Linked DNA regions of Homo sapiens: region 2 is linked to region 1. Evidence: read pairs that join two places in POLR2A ChIA-PET (ENCODE). Cell type or tissue: MCF 10A. All regions are shown on one strand. Each heading gives the region's core, and the rest is flanking DNA. Links, peaks and the distances in the headings are about the cores only.

Evidence for each region. ChIA-PET counts read pairs that join two places held together with the same protein. Peaks named below come from ENCODE experiments on the same cell type or tissue, not always from the same donor. Only the 100,000 strongest peaks of a DNase experiment are listed, where the experiment ranks them.
Region 2: POLR2A ChIA-PET joins it to region 1 with 5 read pairs; 3 of 35 experiments call an interaction of 5 or more read pairs at or near these places.

What each region holds. Positions count from the first base shown.
Region 1 is chr3:188,658,782-188,669,281 of GRCh38, forward strand. All of the region lies in intron 7 of LPP (LIM domain containing preferred translocation partner in lipoma), which reads left to right. Among named protein-coding and RNA genes, the nearest start is that of MIR28, 25 kb to the right of the region's middle. In MCF 10A, for the core only: a CTCF peak has its summit at 6,194; a DNase peak (open chromatin) is centred at 6,220.
Region 2 is chr3:188,513,935-188,524,434 of GRCh38, forward strand. All of the region lies in intron 5 of LPP (LIM domain containing preferred translocation partner in lipoma), which reads left to right. Among named protein-coding and RNA genes, the nearest start is that of LPP-AS1, 49 kb to the right of the region's middle. In MCF 10A, for the core only: no CTCF peak of the experiment used is centred there; no DNase peak of the experiment used is centred there.

The DNA of each region.
Region 1 (10,500 bases), core at 4,975-7,474:
AGTGTTCCAGAAGGTGTGACAATCTGGTCCTTTGGCTGGCTGCATTACTGACCTGCTGACCTGCTGTTTTAGGTTGATTATATTTGCCTTTGAGCCAAAAGAGTTACTTGATGATACTCCAGAGCCCCATTTCCACACAACACTTAGGTTTAAAAGCTGCAAAAATGGATTTAATGAAATAATGATGGAGTGATTTGAAGATTTTTCATGTCTTTCAGGAAACACAAGGTGCTCTTAGTGACCACAGAGCTAGCAGCCTCCCCTGCATCTCAACTTTATGTTTCCAAATATAGTCTAGATGCTTAGTAAGTGTTAAAAAATAATAGTGCATCTTGATGCATTCTTTATGGTGTAAAATAACCTGTTAGGTAGCAGGGATAATTTTTCTTCAGCATTAGATGGCTGTTTATGTATGATATATTTCTCTGTGTCCCTGGGACCTAATGATCGTTGAATACAGGTGAATAGAATGTTATACAGTAGATGGAACATGATTATCAAAGTCAGGAGACCTAGACTCAGTTGCTTTCTAGCAAGGCAGTCATTAATTACATGTTACGTCTTTTATCAGAACCTCAGTTTGGATCTATAAAATAGGATTACTCATTTCCACCTTGGAACTGTTTTTATGTAACCATCAAGTAAGCCGGTAAATATAGTTATCTGTGTAGTTAACTAGCTGCTAACAAAGGAATCCAGGGTGGCCTTTAATATATGTTCGGAATATATTTATTCAACAAATGTTTCTTCAATTGTTTTCCAAGTTAGATTTATAAAAAATGAGAGCCTGGCAGGCAAGCAGGCAAGTTGGTAGCTTGGGATGGGATCCACTACAGCACAGAAGTGCAGCCAGAGACTTGCTCCTAACTCCCCACGGATTGCTACAAATCCTTGCTCCAACTCGCAGCTTGGCAAGGGATCTTGCTATCAGCCTTCTCTCATGGAACCCATTGTGCATATGAATATTTGATTAGCTTATTCCATTTTCATTTTATACTATTAGTTCTCCTTGTGGGGTTAGATCCTATGCACACACACACACACACACACACACACACATCATTTAAGAATAGGAAACTATTTTGCAATCTATATGCCCTCTGCTTGTAATTGTTACTGTTCCCAATCCATTTCCTCCTCATTCTTTGTCTCTCATCCAAATGGTTTTCACTTTATGTGTAACAGGAGTGAGCTTATTCTGAACTACATTGGTTAGGTCCTTTAAAGCGTAAGCACGAGAGAATAAAATGAATGGAATGGCACAGAGCACAGCTCACATATTTGTTTTTTAGTTTTAAATTCTCATTTGCTTTTTAGTTTTACACATATTTATTACCCGTATTTCTCATAGATTTGCTTTTTGGTTTTACATTCTCTCCTTACTTTTGCCTTGGTTCTCCTGATGTGTGAAAATGCTCCTAAGGCCACCAATCACAGGATTGTGACTCCTTCCCCAACTTTGTTTACCTACAATAATTGCAACAGCATGATATTGTTCAATGTTGGCATATGCAAACAGAAAACCTAAGATCTGGGGAGCCAATTCTTTGCAGAAGGTGCTTCAACCTATCTAAAAGCAAAAACATTCAATAATGTGTACATGCTTTGAGGTGTGTGTAATATTTGTGTGTTCATTATGTTATTCTCATAGTCACAAAACTCCTTTCAGGTAAATATTTGTTCCCATTGTATGCATGTAGAAATCAATGTTTAGAGGGGTTGTTAAATAGCTAGTTAAAATCAGAACCAAGAATCAAATTCATTATTTCTGTCTTAAACTTCTCTTTCAACTATTTTAGGCTGCAGTAGTAAGCATCATATGACTTCTTGTCATCTCTAGTGTGAAATGGTTTTCCAAAGATCTGTGTGTGTGTGTGTGTGTGTGTTTTAAATAGGCATTTTACTTTTAAAAGGAAGGTTCACAGTCAAACTGAGCAGAAAATACAAGCAAGTTCCCATATACCCCCATCCCCACAAATCCCACAAATGCATATTCTTTCCCACTATCAACATCTCTGACGAGAGTGGCACATTAGTTACAATCGATAAACCTACATTGTCACATAATTGTCACCCAAAGTCCATAGTTTACATTAGCATTGACTCTTGGTGTTGTACATGTTGTGGGCTTTGATGAGTGTGTAGCATTTATTTCCCGTCATAGAATCATGCGGAATACTTTCACTGCCCCTAAGAATTATCCTTGCTCTGCCTATTATTACTTTCTCCCCCAACCCCGGTAACCCCTGAAATTTTTACTGGCTTCATAGTTTTGCCTTATCAGAATGTCTTATAGTTGGGACCCTACAATATGCAGCCTTTCCATATTGCCATTTTACTGAATAATATACATTCAAGGTTCATCCATGTCTTCTCATGGCTTGGTAACTCATTTCTTTCTAATGCTGGATAATATTTTATTATATAGATGTCCACAGTTTATTTATCCATTCACCTCCTAAAGGACATCTTAGTTGTTTCCAAGTTTTGGCAATTATGAATAAAGTCGCTATAAACATCCACGTGCTGGTTTCTTTGTAGACATATATTTTCAGCTCATTTGGGTAAATACCAAGGAATGTGATTGCCGGATCGTATGGTAAGAGTATGTTTAGTTTTGTAAAAAACTGCCAAACTGCCTTCCAAAGTATCTGTACCATTTTGCGGTCCCACCTGCAATGAATGCGTGTTCCTGTTGCTACAACATTGTGGCCAGAATTTTATTGTCAGTATCAGTGTTGTCAGACTTTTGGATTTTGCCTGTGGTAGCAGGCTTATTTGCTTATTTGCCATCTGTATATCTTGTTTGGTGAGGTGTCTGTTCAGGTCTTTTGCCCATTTTTAATGGTTGTTTTTCTTACTAAGTTTTGAGAGTTCTTTGGATATTTTCAATAATAATAGTCCTTTCTTAAACGTGTTGTTTGCAAATACTTTCTCCCACTCTGTGGCTTGTCTTCTCATAAACGCTTGACAAAGATGCATTTTTGACATGCACCCTGCCTCATCTATAGCATGTCTTCAAATAGGCTTAAGCGACTAACTTGAGGGAAGCTGATTTATCTTGGAGAACTCCTAACTCATTTTTCTTTCATTCATTTAATAGGCAGCAGACTTGGGGATATAAAAGGAATATTCTGATGTTTAGTTAGTGCTTAATTATTTTGCATTCTTAAGTCAAGCTTTTGACTGTTATTGCAGTGCACTTGCACAAACATGAACATTTCAACATCTGCTGTTAGTGTGACCAGAAAGAGAGAGAAGAGAAAGGAAAAGAAGGGAGAAATGTTGACTCAATCCTGTCCTTATGTGAAACAATAAAAATATTTTAAAACTTTCTCTCAGTTATGCGACATAGTGCTTTTCTATTTTTTCCTAAACTGGAAGCTCCCTAAGGGGAAAGGATGCATCTCATAGAATCTCAAGGTGCTCAGCAGGTAATATGCATTTGAGCAATGTTTCTTGAATTAAACTTGCTAGCCTTATTTATCCTGAAGTGATATAACATCGTTGGGCTGCTTCAAACTGCCTTTATCCTGATGGGTTCAACTGGCACAAACAGTTATTAAGATTTGGGAGAGTCAGAGGTCCCATAGATACCATGGACTTTGCTGCATCTCAGTTCTTCCATTGCATGCCTTTGGAAATCTTTCCTGCTGGTGAGGTTCTGTGAGGGACTGTGGCCTGATAGAATTTGTTTCATTTCTGTTTGTTTTTATTCTTTAGAAAGGCAGAGTAGAAAAAACAGTTTAATGAGATAACAAATAGAGGAAAATACTTTGGACTTACTGTTTAAATTTAAAGATTGACTTTATGGTAGCTATTAATAGTTCCAACATCTTGTTGAATACCCAAAGCTTAATTATGTAAAGAGCTTCTTATTTCCTCTCTCCTGCCCCTTTTCTTCTCCATCCCCTTGCAAAGCAGGCACAAAAATTAAAGCTATTTAGAGATATGTGAATCAGCATATTGCCTATATCTAATTTATCTTTGTGCAATGCACACATTCGTGAATTTCTCAAAGCCATGTGACTCTCCAGAAATCTTTAAATATGTAAATAATATTATAACGTCCCTTAGTGAATAGCAGATGCAATGCATTATTCCAGGTGTCTGAGTAATGCGAAGAAAAGATCAAATTCCCTGTTGTACTACCTGTGTCACATGTTACATTAATAAACACAGTCAGCTTGCAAGAATAGTATGTTATCTGAATTTAATGAACTTCTGAACTGAATGGAATGCATCTAATTGACAAACTGTCATCAAAGAGAACAGAAGACACTACAAAGTCCAAAGGGAAAGAAGAAACAAGTGGGGAGAAAAACAAACAAACAAACATGATGAACTGTGGGGGCTGGGATTAAAATCATTGGAAGGCATCTCTGTGTGAATGTGAGCCTGTGCAGTAACCTGCACGTGTGTTGATGCCTGGTGGTCTTTCCATGTGAGACATCTTGGATCTGATTAAAGGGCCTTGTGGTGTCTGGCATTTACAGCTTTGTATTTCCCTTAATTGCATATACAGACTCAAGAAAGGGATGGGGGAGTGTCACATAAAAGATAATCCACAGCAAAGATCTCAAGCTGTTAGGTAAATGAAATGTTTCCACAGGAGGGTTTATTTTTGCCTTCAAAATCTCCTGGTACCTGATAAATTAAAGATAAAACTCTTTCAAACAAGTTTTTACTTTTCTTTTCTCCACCTCCCATGCTGTCATATTGAGTGTCACGTACATCGCTACTTAAAACTCCAACGGGTAGAGTGGCTATTAAATTCGGTCTGTATATACATGATATATATTATGCATATTTTCAGAACATATGCTGTGTTACCATCTTCTGACCCAAAGAGAAAAGCTGCAGTAAGGATTTTTTCAGGACTGTAATTGGGCAAATGACCTTGTAACGCAGTGGTCTCCGACCTTTTTGGCACCAATGACCACTTTTCTGGAAGACAGTTTTTCCACGAACCCAGGGTTGGTGGGGTAGGGATGGCTTCAGTATGAAACTCTTCCACCTCAGATTATCGGCATTAGAGTCTCATAAGGGGCATGCAAACTAGGTCCCTTACATGCGCAGTTCACAATAAGGTTCGCACCCCTATGAGAATCTAATGCCACCACCACTGATCTGACAGGAGGCGGAGCTCCGGCTGTAATGCTGGCTCGCCTGCCACTCACCTGCTAGGAACAGGCCAAGGACCACTATCAGTCCATAGCCTGGGGATTGGGGACACCTGTTACAGAATTTATACTGTTAAATGTCACTTGATATGCACACTAAACCTATTACAAACCACATATTGTCACTTGTCATAATTGGACAGAGCTGCAATGAGGTTTTGGTTTTAAGTGCCAACTCACCTCTAAGCTTTTTCAGATCCTTGAGCTAAAAGTGTCCTCTTTCTGAAATCCTATTACCATTTATTGTATATCTTTAATGAAAGTTTTAGTCTTTTCCTTCATATTAATGTTATTCACCCATTTGGCTTAGCACCCCTCTTAGAGATAAAGCTCTGTGAAGATGTGTTTCTTACTGGTTCATTTCGGCATGCCGCTAAATGTGTAAAACCTAGAAGATATCCCATAGCCTTGTTTGAATAAATAAAGTTACACATGGTGTTTCAAGTTCACCTATTTCTTTGACTACCAAAAGACTTCTGGTTTTAATAAAACAACTGTGAAGTTCAAGTCCTGTGTATTCTAACACTTTGATTTACTCAATGGCCTGATAGAAACTGTTTTTAAAAATTATATTTACCCTTAGCATTTTCCTGAGTATTGTCTTTAGCTATTGGTGGGGAAGATGGATATATGTGTATGTGTGTGTGTGTGTCTGTGTGTGTGTGTGTGTGTGGAGAGAGAGAGAAGAGATACATGGACCCATTGCCACAATCTTTTAATTATGTGAAACAAAAAATATTTAAATAACGTTGAGGTTATCCATATCTTCTGTATTATATTCTGTGTTACTGATTTTTTTGGATCAAATAGTGATTTTTCATGAGCTAGGTATAAAAATATTACCAGGGACTAAAATTAGGGGAAACTGGGAGTAACTTAGAGTGTAGCCAGTTGTTTTTCTACTGGTGCTACCGGCATTGAAAGCAAGAGAGTTCCTCCCTGTGTGGGGATGGCCTGTACATGGCAGGACCTGAGTGTGCCAGGTCTCCAGCCTTTACACTTTGGTAGCATCTTCCCCACACACCCAGTGTAGTACGCCCTCTAGAGGGATCCATTTCTTCAGTGACCACGTCTTTGGAGAGCCACTGTCTAGATTTTTAGTGCACAAAAATGGAGTGTGATTAAGGGTTTTCTGAGGATGGTGTATTGTTTTATGTTTTCTGTTGCTCCACTCAAATTCAAATTTTGCTGTTAGACTTATCATTATAATGAAATTGAATGTTGGTAAATATTTTTGTAAAGTATATGCCCCTTTTCTGTGTTGAATGGGCTACAGGCATTCAATACCCCGTAATACCCAAAATATCATTAATTTCCAGAAAATATAAAATTGTCACAAAATCTAAAAACTGGAATATTAGGAAAAAGGAAAGAATGGTTTCCATAAATCACTTTGTTTAACATAGTTTCTATGTGTTTGTCTGAGTAGTTGTTTTATTAGAAAATTGTAATTTCCTCTCTAAACAGAGCAAACATATTCCTTCTTCTTCTTCTTCTTTTTTTTTTTTTTTTGAGATGGAGTTTTGCTCTTGTTGCCCAGGCTGGAGTGCAGTGGTACAATCTCGGCTCACTGCAACCTCCACCTTCCAGTTTTAAGCGATTCTCCTGCCTCAGCCTCCCGAGGAGCTGGGATTACAGGCACCTGTCACCACACCAGGCTAATTTTTGTATTTTTTTTAGTAGAGTTGGGGTTTCACCATGCTGGCCAGGCTGGTCTCAAACTCCTGACCTCGTGATCTGCCTGCCTCGGCCTCCCAAAGTGCTGGGATTACAGGCATGAGCCACCTCGCCCGGCCAGCTAACATACTCTTTTGTTCCTAAATACAGTTTTAAAAGCACATGTCTTGAGACTAACTTGTCCTTTCCTTTGTAACATCAGTCAGTTTTGTTAACAAAGTAAGTGAGGAACTATAAAGTTTGCATTTTAGGAAAATTTTGCATTTAGTATATAATTTTATCTTAGCCTGTGCTTTATCTGGCAGGATCTGATCCATCCTATAATTCTACAATTAGTGTTTTGGTCAGAAATGCAGTCATTTACATTTATCCCTTTGACATTTTGCCATTCTTATTCATTTATCCAGTCATTCAATTTCAGAATACTAACTTTGCCAGATACTAATATCAAGGACTGGCCAATTCATTCATGAGTAGATGAATAACATAAGTGTCCTGACTCAAGGAGCTTGTAAACTAAGAATTGTAATGTTATAAACTATTTATATTTCTCTAGTATTTTACAAATTAACAAGCAAAATTGTGTGATTCTATTTGTAGTCAAGTGACCTCAGAAGCTATTCAGTCTTCACCATTTCCTAACTTATGACTTGATCTCATTCTAGCCAGTGACGCTCTATAGTATTATATTTATTATGTCATCCTTAACGGTGTGGAAGTTGAAGGACCAGAAAGATTCACACAGACTTGTCTTTGTTCACAGGAGTAGACCCATGCCTCTAGATTTAAAAGGTTCATCAAGGCAGTATAACTTAGTAGAAAGAATAAGAAACTGTAAGTCTGGGGTGGGATCTGGCCTCAGTAATTCTCTGGCTGTGTAAACTTAGGTAAGATGCTTAATTTTAAACACAGTATATCCTTCTTTGGGAAATAGAATATACCTTACGGATTTCTTTATAACAATTATTTTTCAACAGGAAAGAAGGAAAGAGAAATGCTTGCATGGAGCCATCATTTATTCAACAGTCACTCATCAAATACTTGTTGAATGCTTACTCGGTGCCAATCACTTGTCCACACACTGGAAGTCAGGAGTAAATACAATCATAAAAATTCCTGCCCTCTGGGTGCTTACATTTCTGGTTGTGTTATGCTGCAGGGAGAAAGAGGAGATTTTCAAAGGTAATAGTACCTAATACCATCTGAAATCCTAAAATTTCTGCCTTACTGTCTTCCACCTACCATCCCCATTGGGGAAACCTTACCTTAGAGGAGGCCACTATATAGTGGATATATAATAGTGTTTGTATTTTATATCTTTTATCACTGTTTTCTGCACACAGTAAAACAGTGATAAAAGTTATCACTTTCTTAAGATTTTGAGGTTGCTGTACATTCTCATTTGTGAACAAAAACTTTGCTCTGATTACGTAGGATTCATTTAAAATCCATGGAATCTTTTGACACTGAAGTTAGAAGTTCATTTTATCAACAAGTGAAATAGTCTCAGGCACAAGGTGGAAGGATGTGAGTCCTAAAATCTTCGGTAGGAGTTGGCTGGGCGCAATGGCTCACGCCTGTAATCCCAGCACTTTGGGAGGCTGAGGCGGGCAGATCACCAGGTCAGGAGATAGAGACCATCCTGGCTAACACGGTGAAACCTCATCTCCACTAAAAATACAAAAAATTAGCCGGGCGTGGTGGTGGGCGCCTGTAGTCCCAGCTACTTGGGAGGCTGAGGCAGGAGAATGGCGTGAACCCCAGAGGTGGAGCTTGCAGTGAGCCGAGATCACACCACTGCACTCCAGCCTGGGTGACAGAGCGATACTCTGTCTCAAAAAAAAAAAACATCTTTGGTAGCAGTTTTACATAGATTCCCTTTTGACAGCTCCCACCCCAGCAACTCTGTACCATAGTTATTGGTAAGCACATCTTCCAGATGTGGGAACTGTGGCTTAGAAATGCTATGAAGCCAGTTAGTAGAAGAGCTGAAATTAGAACTTGGTATTCTCAACCTCACCATCTAGTGTGCTAATCTTTTTTGTTTTTGTTTTTCTTCCTGGGACAGATACCATTTGTGACCTGTTGAGTGAGACTGATTTAGTCCACTGTGTTAACAGGAAAGTTGTTATAGTTTTTTTTTTTCTTCCGTATTGTTTTTAATGGCAATGTAAAACATGTGAATCTGAAAAGAGAGGTTCTGAGAAATTTGTGCAGCTCCTTTTTCCAAATAAAAGATAGATTTCTCTTGATGAAGCCTTGATGGTTGGAAATTAAGACAAGAACTGAAAGCAAAACAGCCTACTCAAGGTTAGACAGTGACTCGAGTCATTCCATGCACTTAAACAATATTTAGGATGACCCTATGTAAACTCACATTATCACTTAAAAGCCAGTATAAAAATACTACCCATCTGCTGTGCTAGTCCTGCTGTTGCTTGCCACATTTCTCTGACAAGCTGTTACCTCAGTATATAGAGAGAGTATACATTTTGGAATCCGGAGTTTAAGTTTGAAAAAAAAAAATGGTATCTGGTACATATGGACTAGATTCTGTTCTTCCAAATGTAGATTTGTAACCTCATTTATTCTTAAAGATGATGTGTTAAGTTAGCTTTTTTTCTTGACTCTGAAGATTGAAGCTCTTATAATTTTATGCCTGGACATGAACAATGTACAATAGGAAATCATTTAGTTTACACTCGCCATATGATATGCAAAGTGGGTGTTGGGAGGTGTTTATATCAAACACCATAACTAAGTTCTAAACCGCTCTCTGGAAGCTATGTAACTTTTCAGGTATTAAAGGTTTGGAAGATTTGTAGGTGCAGTATGTATAATTGCTTCCATACAAGTAATTTTTTAGTGCCAAAAAACTCTAATTCCATAATTTCCAGTGCCATTATAACAGCCGAGATGTAATCTTCCTTCTTAATAGGTATTTGAGCAGAAGAGGCAAGATTGAAAGTTAGATCCTCAGGCTTCTCTGATGCATCAATCTGCGGATAAAGCCTTTAGCTAGGAATTACAATCTGGAACAGACGTGCAAGATCACTGAGTCATTTGCTGTTTTTCCGTGGGACAATTACTTATTCTTTTTCTGCAGATTTCCTAGGAAATACTCCAAAGTAAAAAATATCAGGAGCAGCAGTATGTGATCTTCCTTGCTGCTTATTGTTCATACTCTTTATCGCTTCTCAGCTTTTTGGCTAAGATCAAGTGTATTGTTTATACTGTCTCCACGATTTTCCTGGAAATCCTTTTTGGTGAATATAACCTTGTGCATTACTTGAAAATGGGCATTTTAATCATTTTTTCATTCCACTAATATTTATTGAATGATCATTATTTGTAAGATCTTAGGAGACCTGTCAAAGACAAGCACGGGCTCATCAAAATCTTAAACTTGTGTATAGAGTACTAAAGAAGGAGCATGTGAACATATGATTTTCAGAAAATTGAGAAGGGAAGTGAGTGGGGAGCCCTTTGAGACTGGACAGAAACAAGAGGACCATGACACTGAAGAGGACATTTTTAATTTCATGTTCACCCTGAGATTGGTAATCAAGAGTCTTATTTACTCAGAGCAAGCCGCATAAATCAAAACCACAATGAGATAACATCTCACACCAGTTAGATC
Region 2 (10,500 bases), core at 3,987-6,486, 150 kb before region 1:
ATGCAGTATTAGAGGTTAAAAAAATAGAAAACGACCTGGAAGGTGCATACCCTCATTTTTGTAGAGGTAAAAGTTGAGTTCCAGAAAGTCAAAGAAACTGCTTGATAATATCAGCGGGACTTGGTCTTGTTTAGGCTGCTTCAGTAGGGCTGATTGTGTGAAACAGAGGCCCCCTGGAGTAGCGCTGAATCATGGAGTTTATCTTAAGGATGGATCTGAATGAGATCTGATATCAGGAAGCTCAGGGTCAGGGCAGATCTGTGGCTGAACTCTTCCATCTATTTTTCTTCTCATTGTTTTTTTTCCCTCTCTCCCTTCCTCTTTTCCTCTCCTCTCCATTCCTCTGCTTCTCTAGTGTTCGCTTGTTCATTGTTTTCCTCCACCCAATGATAGACTTCCTACCTCCTGTTGTATGTTTGGATTGTTAATAATTAACCATGTACATCATCTTTTTGGTTGATCACAGCCATAGCTCATCCCTGTGGCAATTTTTTATTTTTTATTTTATTTTTTTTTTTATTTTTTGAGTTTCACTCTTGTTGCCCAGGCTGGAGTGCAGTGGTAAGATCTTGGCTCACTGCAACCTCTACCTCCCGGGTGGGTTCAAGTAATTTTTCTGCCTCCAGCCTCCCAAGTAGCTGGGATTACGGTTACCCACCACCACGCCCAGCTAAATTTTGTATTTTTAGTAGAGATGGCGTTTCGCCATGTTGGCCAGGCTGGTCTTGAACTCCTGACCTCAGGTGATCCTCCCGCCTCAGCCTCCCAAGGTGTTGGGATTACATGCATGAGCCACCGTGCCTGGCGGCAGTTTTGTTACATGTTTTTCAGTCCAAACGCATAAGAGAAGGAGATTTATTTGCCCATCTAATCTCCTTGTCACTGTCCAAAAGTTAGGTTCACCAGCCTATTTATGGACCCTTGGTTCTGTGGGCCTCAGTGTTCTGAAATGGAGTCGCATGGTTGAAAACATGGCTGTTTTGGCAACAAAGAATGGGGGCAGGACCATTTCCTTTAAAGGAGATTTGGGTTGGCCAAACATTGCTAACACTGGGTGAGTGTGTTAGGGCTGAAAAGGATGAAATAATGTAAATTGTGAGGAAAAAAAATTCAAGCATTTATCAAGCGTAGCATTTATGTTCTATGTTGACGTTTGATACGGCTTGGATGCTTTTTCCCTCCAAATCATGTCAGAATGTGATCTCCAGTGTTTGAAGTGGGGCCTAATGGGAGATACTCGATCACAGAGGTGAATCTCTTATGGGGGTTTAGTGCCATCCCCTTGGTAATGAGTGAGTTCTTCCTCTGGGTTCACACGAGATCTGGTTGTTTAGAGAGTGTGGTACCTCTCCCCAAGCCTTGTTCCTCCTCTCGCCATATGACATGGTAGCTCCCTGTTGCCTTCATTCATGATTATAAGCTTCCTGAGGCTCTCATCAGAAACTGTCTGGATATTGACACCATGCTTCTTATATAGCCTGCATAGTCATGAGCCAATTTAACCTCTTTTCTTTATAAATTACCCAGCCTCAGCTATTGTTCTATAGTGATGCAAAAATGGCCTAATGTAACGTTTTTGTGCTTTATCATGAAAAACTCTTGTCTTCTGTTGTTACCTTATTTCTTGTTTATTTAATGCTGTGTTCTCAGTTGTCAAGCCAGTATTGCACTTCAGATTATGGAAATGTATTCCCCCTTATGAATGCTCTAGTGTTTGCTCCCAAGACAGCTTTTGCGACAACTTTTCCCACTGCCTTTAACATGTGGAGAAGATGTCCTTCTCGGATATTAATAAGACTTGAGTTTAGGCCTGGTTTTGCATATTAGAAAAGTTGAATTGTATTTCTGTTGGCCATTAGATAAGAAGGATTTTAGGGAAGGGGACTGTTTTTGTTTTTAAATTTGTGTCTCTTCCACATAGTTTTACAAAGAGTATCAAATAACATAGTGAATTTGATATCTCTAGGCAAAAGTGCAAGTGATATTTTTCAGTAGAATACATATATATAAACTCCTCAAGGTTGGGTATCATGGCTTTTTTACACTGCATACTACTTAGCATAAACTATTTTCTAGAGCAGCATGGGAGAAAAGCCATCCACTCAAATCCATCATGAGAGTTACCCTATGAACATTGGTGTCATGGAAAATTAGACAAAGAGGAGTCAGTTATCAAGTTAGTGGGTTATTTGTAAGTCCTCCTCCCCTGGAGAAGGGTACATTTGGGGAGATAGATAGGTAAGGTTTTTGGAAAGCTAAACACTTCAACTGAATGACTGGGAAAGAGGATACACATCCCAATAGGAATGCATTCATTTTTTCCCTAACTTACAACAGTTTGTATCTCTTTCCATAAAATGATATTTCTATTAGATAAAATAGATCATATTTTCTGCAATTCTCACTACTGAATACGGCCTGTGTCCACTGAACATTACCAGGATCCGTTTGGTGAGGCTGCTCATATTACTATACAGCATGAGAGATTATATTAAATAGAAATGTTACTGTCTTCATTTTTATTTTTATCCAAATACCTCTTAGCTATTATTTGGTGTGTCAATTGGTATTTTCATGGCATCATTAACCATATATATGACATAATATAGGTTGTTTTTAAGGGAAATAAACTATAAATTCACTCAGTACCCACCCTTACTCCCCCTGCCCCACACACTTAAATGTTCATTGTGTTAGAAATCCACTTAGAAAAGTCATTCTCAAAGTGAGAACACCTCACTTTGAGAATGACTCAGACCAGCACCATCACTGGGGATGTTGAGAACATCCCCATACCAGCGCCATCACTAGCACCTACGAACTTGGTAGAAATGTAAGTTCTTGGGCCTCACCCAAGATGTACAGATAAGAAACTGTGGCAGGTACAGCCTGGTAATCTAAGGTTTAATAAGTCCTCCTGGTGGTTCTGTATAGGCTAATGTTTGAAAAACACTGATCTAGGATTGTGTTCTTTATGGTTAATTCCTGGCACCCTTACACATGTTCAGATGCATAGAAGCCCCATCTACTGAAGCCTCTCAGTAACTTAGTTTTACTTTTGATCAAAGTACTTTATAAAGTCACATACTCAATTGCCTGACTATTAACAGAAGCATTTATTTTGAGACTATTGTCAAAGTAACAATTAAATAGCTAGCATTTATTGAATGCTTATTATGTGAATATTACTTGACATGCATAAACCTATTTAATTTTTACAACTGCATGAGGGACCCGAGAGCTCAGGTGAATTGTTGAAGGTCACAAAGCCAGCAATTGGGAGATACAGGTATTACAGCCTGACTCCAAAGCTTTCACCAGTATTCTTTTTTATTAGGGATACTTTGAGGAAATTACTTAATACAAATGATTATAGACAAATAAATATTGATTGTTTCCCCAATTTCATCAAAGACAGATGATGGAAAAAAGATTGATCTAACTTACAACAAAATGATTACACTTTCAAGAGAAACTAGATAGAAATAGTTTGGATATCTGTCCCCTCCAAATCTCATGTTGAAATTTAATCCCCAATATTTAGATGTGGCCTAGTGGGAGGTATTTAGGTCCCTCATGAATGGCTTGGTGCCTGTATGAGTCTGTTTTCACACTACTAATAAAGACATCCCCGAATCTGGGAAGAAAAAGAGGTTTAATTGGACTTATAGTTCCACATGGCTGGGGAGGCCTCAGAATCATGGTAGGAGGTGAAGGGCACTTCTTACATGGCGGTGGTAAGAGAAAATGAGGGTGATGCAAAGCAGAAACCCCTGATAAAACCATCAGATCTCGTGAAACTTTTTCACTACCATGAGAACAGTATGGAGGAAACTGCCCCCAAGATTCAAATTATCTCCCCCTTGTTCCTTCCCATAACATGGGGAGTTATGGGAGTACAATTTAAGATGAGATTTGGATAGGGACACAGAGCAAAACTGTATCAGTGACCTCCCCATGGTACTGGTCATACAGAGTGAATTCTCTGTTAGTTCATAGGACAGCTGATTGTTTAAAAGAGTATAGCACCTCTCCTCGCTCTCTCTTCCGCTCTCTCTCACCATATGACATGCTGCCTCCCATTACCTTCCTCCATGAGTAAACGCTTTCTGAGGCCCTCACCAGAAGCAGAAGGCAGCTCCATGCTTCCTGTACAGCCTGCGGAACCATGAGCCAAATAAACCTCTTCTCTTTATAAATTACCCAGCTTCAAGTTTTGCATTATAGCAATGCAAAACAGACTAACAAACATAGTGTGTTTTGTTACTTAAAAAGCACACACTTTCAAAATTCCTTTAGTTATCACCATTTTCCCCCACTGATATTAGAAAGAAGAGAGTAATAAACATTACTGACCATAATAGAAAAAAAATACAGTGAAATTCCTGTTGTATTATTAAATTTAAATGAAACTACCATTGAAAAGAAAAGTTGTATGTAAACACAATGTAATTTTTGTATTATTAGCCTCTTAGGTTTTACTAAATTAAGACAGTTTTATATTCCTAAGTTATCAGGGAAAGCTTTTCTAATTAATCACAAAAGGAAGCTCAAGCTTGGGTAGGGTCTGGGAACCTCTTTGTTTTCCATATGGGATCAGTGGTAAGACATTCCTTGAGCTCTGTGAAGCACAGTTGAAAAAAATAGGATTATGTGGTTACTTTCTCAGGTCTGTAATTGAGCAGTCACATTCAAATTCCGGCTTTTTGAACTCACAATCTATAATGTGTCAGTATGGTTGTCTACCTCAGAGATTCTGAAGGTTGTTGAAGATTAGTTCATGGTCATGTATGTTTTGAGTATGACGCTGGGCATTGGATCTAATTCTAGTATATAAACATCCAAGGGTGGAGACTGTTTCTTAATTAAATAGACCATTCCCCTTGGCCTTTTGTTTCCTTTAATATCCTGGATAAGATTTTCCTATGTAACAGTTTTTACTTGATGATTAAGTTTCTGATTTTTTTTTCATAGCACAGGACTTTTCAGTTAGTCCTGCTCCCCTACCTTGAAACCGAAATGAATACTGAACAAATAAATCGTTAACGTATTAGGCAAGATATGTTTATTTTCATCCCGTTTCACAATCATTAAGGCCATAGTTAGTTCAGGCAAAGATCATCTATGGACACTAAAACCACTGGGTGGGTGAAAGGTTTTTGACTAGTAGAATACTCACAGTGCCCCAAAATATCACCTCACAGATTATTTTTAATTTAAAAATCATGCAGTCATGCTTAAAATGGTGAAATCTGGTACACACTACCTTAATCGAGTCATCAAACTCAGCATCACCAAGCATGGGCCAAACTGACCCTTGAGCTTCCTGATGGGATGCAGCAGAAGGGATGTGGCCTCACGCATGTGATATTCCTGCCTGACTTATTTAATCTGAATCCAGTCATCAAGAAAAACCAGATTGGTTGGACTTTTTATAAGACACCTGACCAGAATTATTTTAAAAGTTGGCTTTATAAAAATCAAAAATCAGCTAGGAGCCTGTTCTAAATTAAAAGAGAATAAAAAGACATATCATTTTATGATGTGATCCTTGGATTTGGGGTGAAAATTAACAGTAGATAAAAGAACACTACTGGCACCACTAGTGAAATGTGAGTATGGGTGATATTAGATAATACTGTTTCTATGTTAAATTTCTCCAGTGTGAGAATGGTTTTGAAAAAATTAGAAATTCTTAGGAGATGCAAACTGAGGTGCATATGGGGGATGTCGGGGGGTGGTTTTGCAACATCTTACAGATGGTTCAATTGCAACAGCAAATCTAATTTATGTAGACAGAAAGCTAGTGTGATGAAATGGTGGCCACTGATGAATCTGGGTGAAGGATGGGTGAGTGGAGTTTATTTTAATAGTTGTTCAACTTCTCTGTGAATTTAAATTTTTTGGATATAAAGAATGAAAAAGTAAATAAATACAAATGAATGCTCTTTCATAACCAATTGCTGGTACTCCTCGTCTATCACCTGTAGTTAGTGGGTTAGTGATAGTTGGCCTGAAATATGACCCATTCAAAATCAGACTCTTGATAATGGCCTAAGTTCATTTCATTCACACGCTGTACATTTTGGTTCTGGGCTATTTATTGGACTGTCTTTATGTACTTACAGTGGGGGAGTCATCATCCTATAATTCTGCTGGCAGCACTTATTATGATTTGTCAAGTCATAATAAGTCCCAACTGTGGTTTGGTGAGCTTTTTATCACATATGTATTCAGATAATGCATAAAAATAAATATAAAAATAACATGTTCGAATGGTTTATTCATAGGATTTTTGTGGTCCTTGGTAAAGGGACGCTGTCAGTAGACACCTTTGGTGCCCCACCTCGCATCTTCCCCTCCCACCTTCGTGTACCAGCAGCTGCTACAGCGATCAGCTCTGCACAGGTGTGACCTGGTAGCACTTGGCTTCAACTGCAACACCTTTCACTCACTTTCTGTGCCGGGCCTTCTCTGCAACCATTTAACTTCTGAGACTTGTGAGACTTATTCACAACCAGGAGAACAGTATAGGGGAAAATGCCCCCGTGATTCAATTATCTCCCACACGGTCCTGCCCACAACACATGGGGATTATGAGAACTACAATTCAAGATGAAATTTGGGTGGAGACTCAGCCAAACCATATCTCCTTCCTTCTCTGCTTAACTCCTTCTAGTCCCTCAGTACTGTTTCTCAGAATTGATTCCCAAAATAAATGGCCAACATGCGAGCTTTTCTCACAGGCATTGTTTTTCTTGGCAGAACACAGACTAAGACGATGTAATCTTTGAAATCTCTCTAGTGATGGTTAAAGAGTGTGGGGATTGTTATAATTACATTAACTACTTTATAAAAGTTTGTGGTGGTAACTAGAAAAAGCATTAGTCAGGAGAATCTTCCTTGTTGCTGGCATTGGGAAGGTCATTTACCAGTCAGGTAACTAGCACAGCTACAAAGATAGGGAGTTAGGAGAAAGACATGTTGGTAAGTCTATAGGATTCTGTTGCTTGGTTATAGGACTTTGGATCCTGGTATCTACTATAAGGGATTGAGAGTAGCAAGATCCCCTAAATCGAAAGGTAAATGAATATCTACAGATTCGTGGCAGGACTTGGGCAGGACAACAGTTATTTGAACTGAGATATAAAATTGAGACTCAAGAGTGAAAAAAAGGCCTATTCTAATTCATAATGGAATTGAAATGTAGGAGTAAAGCTACTATAGTATTTGCACAATCTTCTCCCCTCTCACCCCACGCTCCCCTGTTATCCAGTTTTTGTGCAAAATCACACAGCATTAGACTGGAACTTGTGATAAATTGCATCAACCTAATTTGAGAAACTGAAAATAGGGAGCAGTCTGAACTTAGAGGGTAGGGAGAATAAGGACCCTGGAAACTAATTGATGTCTTACAAGCACAGACTGGTTGCATATCATAATTACTTGTTTTATTGTGTAGTTCAGGGTAATTCTGTGACTTGTTGAGTCTCAGTGGTTAGATATTGCAGTGACTTCAGGCATAGTCAGTTGATGTACTTTCTGCTTCAGTAAAGTACAGATGTAGAAGACCTGATTAAATCCTGTCTCTTTACTAATACCCCAAGGGAACACTTAATGAATGATGCTTCCCTCAAGAAGAAGAATAATTAACAATAGCTATATTATTCATATTAATTTATAGTTACTGGTTGCTATAATTAATGCTATTTAGGAAAATCATCATAATTATAGCACTTTACAACTTACAGAGTATTTTCCCATCCATTTTCTTATCTAAATCTTATAACATCACCCTGGCTTAGATAGAACATGTGATATTCTCTTCATTTTATAGATGAGAAAACTATGGCCCAGGGAAAGATTTAAGCAGACAACACTCTACCACCCTTGCCAATATATTGGACTATCTAAGAGTATGTGGAAATACACTTACCAAATTTATGTCTACTATAATATTTTATATCTGCGCACAAGAGGATCAACTTTACTCAGTTTTTAGTTGCATTCCAAAACAATAATGTCCTGTCTTTCCTTGTACCAGGACCCCCATTACCCAGAATGTTCACATGAATTTTAAATGTTAAATGGAATTTTTCTTAATAATACCACAGTGTTTCATAGTTATTACTGCCCTTTGATATAAACATGAAATCTCCTCTGATAGAGGGATTAGCACCTTGAAAACATCTGTTTCCAGTATACAGACCTGCTGGCCTTAAACAGTTTAATCAGACTGGAAATTCAGACTCAGAAAAGTCTAAATTTCAACCAACCTGTCATGTCACTCTTTTTCTATTTTTGGCTATGACAAGAGAGTTGAAGAAAATCTATCAATTTCACAAGGCTAGCCTTCAAATCTGGGCCGTCCAGCTTGATGATACACACATAGTTACCAGTGTGAGCGTGTGTGTGCACACACAGATGGACACTGAACCTCTTTGGTTCCGTTTTTATATCAAATTCTAGAGTATCCACTGCTTATTGTTGTACTTCTAACTGTGTTTACCCAAAAGATAGTGCTATGAGAAAGGTTACTGCCTGTGTCACAGTCTGTCATTATTCACTGATTTATTTATTCAAAAATACTTACTGAACACTTATTTGGGCTAGGTCTTGAAAGAGAGTCCAAGGAAACAGGAACAAAACAGACAAAGCTTCTCATGAAGCTTATATGTTCTAGGGGAGAGACTGAAAATAAACAGAAAAATACACATGGTGGCAGATATTATTTAAAAATGGATTTAAAAGGGTAGGGGAATAACATGACGTGATGTAGAGGGGTCATAATAATACATCCAGAAGGAGAAAATCATAAGGTGGCTGTTTTAGATAATGTGATAATATGAAATATATATATATATATATATATATATATATATGTGTATGTGTGTGTGTATGTGTGTGTACGTGTGTGTATGTGTGTATATATATATGTTTGAGACATATATGTGTGTGTGTGTGTGTATATACATATATGTATGTATGTTTGAGACAGAGTCTCGCTCTGTCATGTAGGCTGGAGTGCAGTGGTACGATCTTGGCTCACTGCAACCTCCGCCTCTAGGGCTCAAGCTATTCTCCTGCCTCAGCCTCCCAAGTATCTGGGATTACAGGGGCCTGCCACCACACCCAGCTAATTTTTGTATTTTTAGTGGAGACGGGTTTCACCATGTTGGCCAGGCTGGTCTTGAACTCCTGGCCTCAGATAATCCACCCGCCTTGGCCTCGAAACCTGCTGAGATTACAGGCATGAGCCACCGCGCCCGTCCTGAAATCCATGTTTAAAGAGGGCTCACAAACAAGGAAGCCAACTGCCTCTTGAAGTAGGTTTGGCTCCAAGGACCTGGGCCACAACTTCATAGACAGTTGATGTTACTGTGCTTGAGAGAAATCAGGCCCAGGAAGGATTAACTCAAGCTGACTAAGTTCCCAAAAGAATGACCAAAACACCAGATCCCTTTATGTTTCTTTTACACAGATAGTTAAATAAGCTCCAAGACTCAGGTAAGGTGGTTTGGTGAGTAAGCTACTAGGGCATACGGAACTAGTGGTCTTCACAGGCCATTACCCTTTACGCTTGCTTCAACATATTCACTAAAACGACAGATTGACTTCAAGGGTTATAAGATTTAGTGCTAGCCTGTCATGGCACGCTACTTGTTGTTGTTACTGAAGATATTCTAGTTTCTTGGTTGGTTAATGCTTTTTCTAAACTCTTTTGCAGACACTAGATACTCTCTTGATATTTTACGTCCTTAGACAAGTCCAGTAGAATTGATTAGATTATTGTAACTTTCCACTATTGTATTGCCATTGAGTCTTGCTGAAGATACACTTTGGTCTCTTAATGAAGTTTTAAGAGCTTCTTCCATATTCATATATGATCATTATTAAATTGTCACTTTAAAAGGTTATTTTTTTACTTCACCCTGCCTCCAAATACTAGGGTCATCTCACTTTATAATCCAGACAGATTCTTTGCTTCTTTTTCCCAAACCTGATCATAATTCCTGGAAACACCCTGTGTCGATGTTGTTGTCCTCTACTCTCCTGTTGATTCTGACTGCAGGTAATACGAGGTTCTGACATAGGAAATCCGGAGATCCTGACTTCATTGTCCATGCTCACTGCCACATGCTTCCCCTGCAGCCCCTTGGCAGAACCCTAAGAGGTCTCTTTCCAGTTCATGTTCTAGGTGCATCTCTTGGGTCTTGCCATCTCTCGCACACATGCATACCTAATACCCCCTGGACCTGAGACTTCCAAGCACTGGCATGCTCCAATGTCTTCAAGTGCTGATTCCTCTTTCTGGAATGTCCGTGTTCCTTCCCTGCTCCTTGCTACTCCAATAAATATTATTCTAGGCAGTGGTGTCTAAACACCAAGTGCTTGTGAGCTCTCTTCAGCTGGTTCTGTTCTTTAGGTGCAGGAATGGAGACATTTATTTTCCTTTACTTGTATACTTATTTTAAACAACAACAACGACAAAACTGCTAA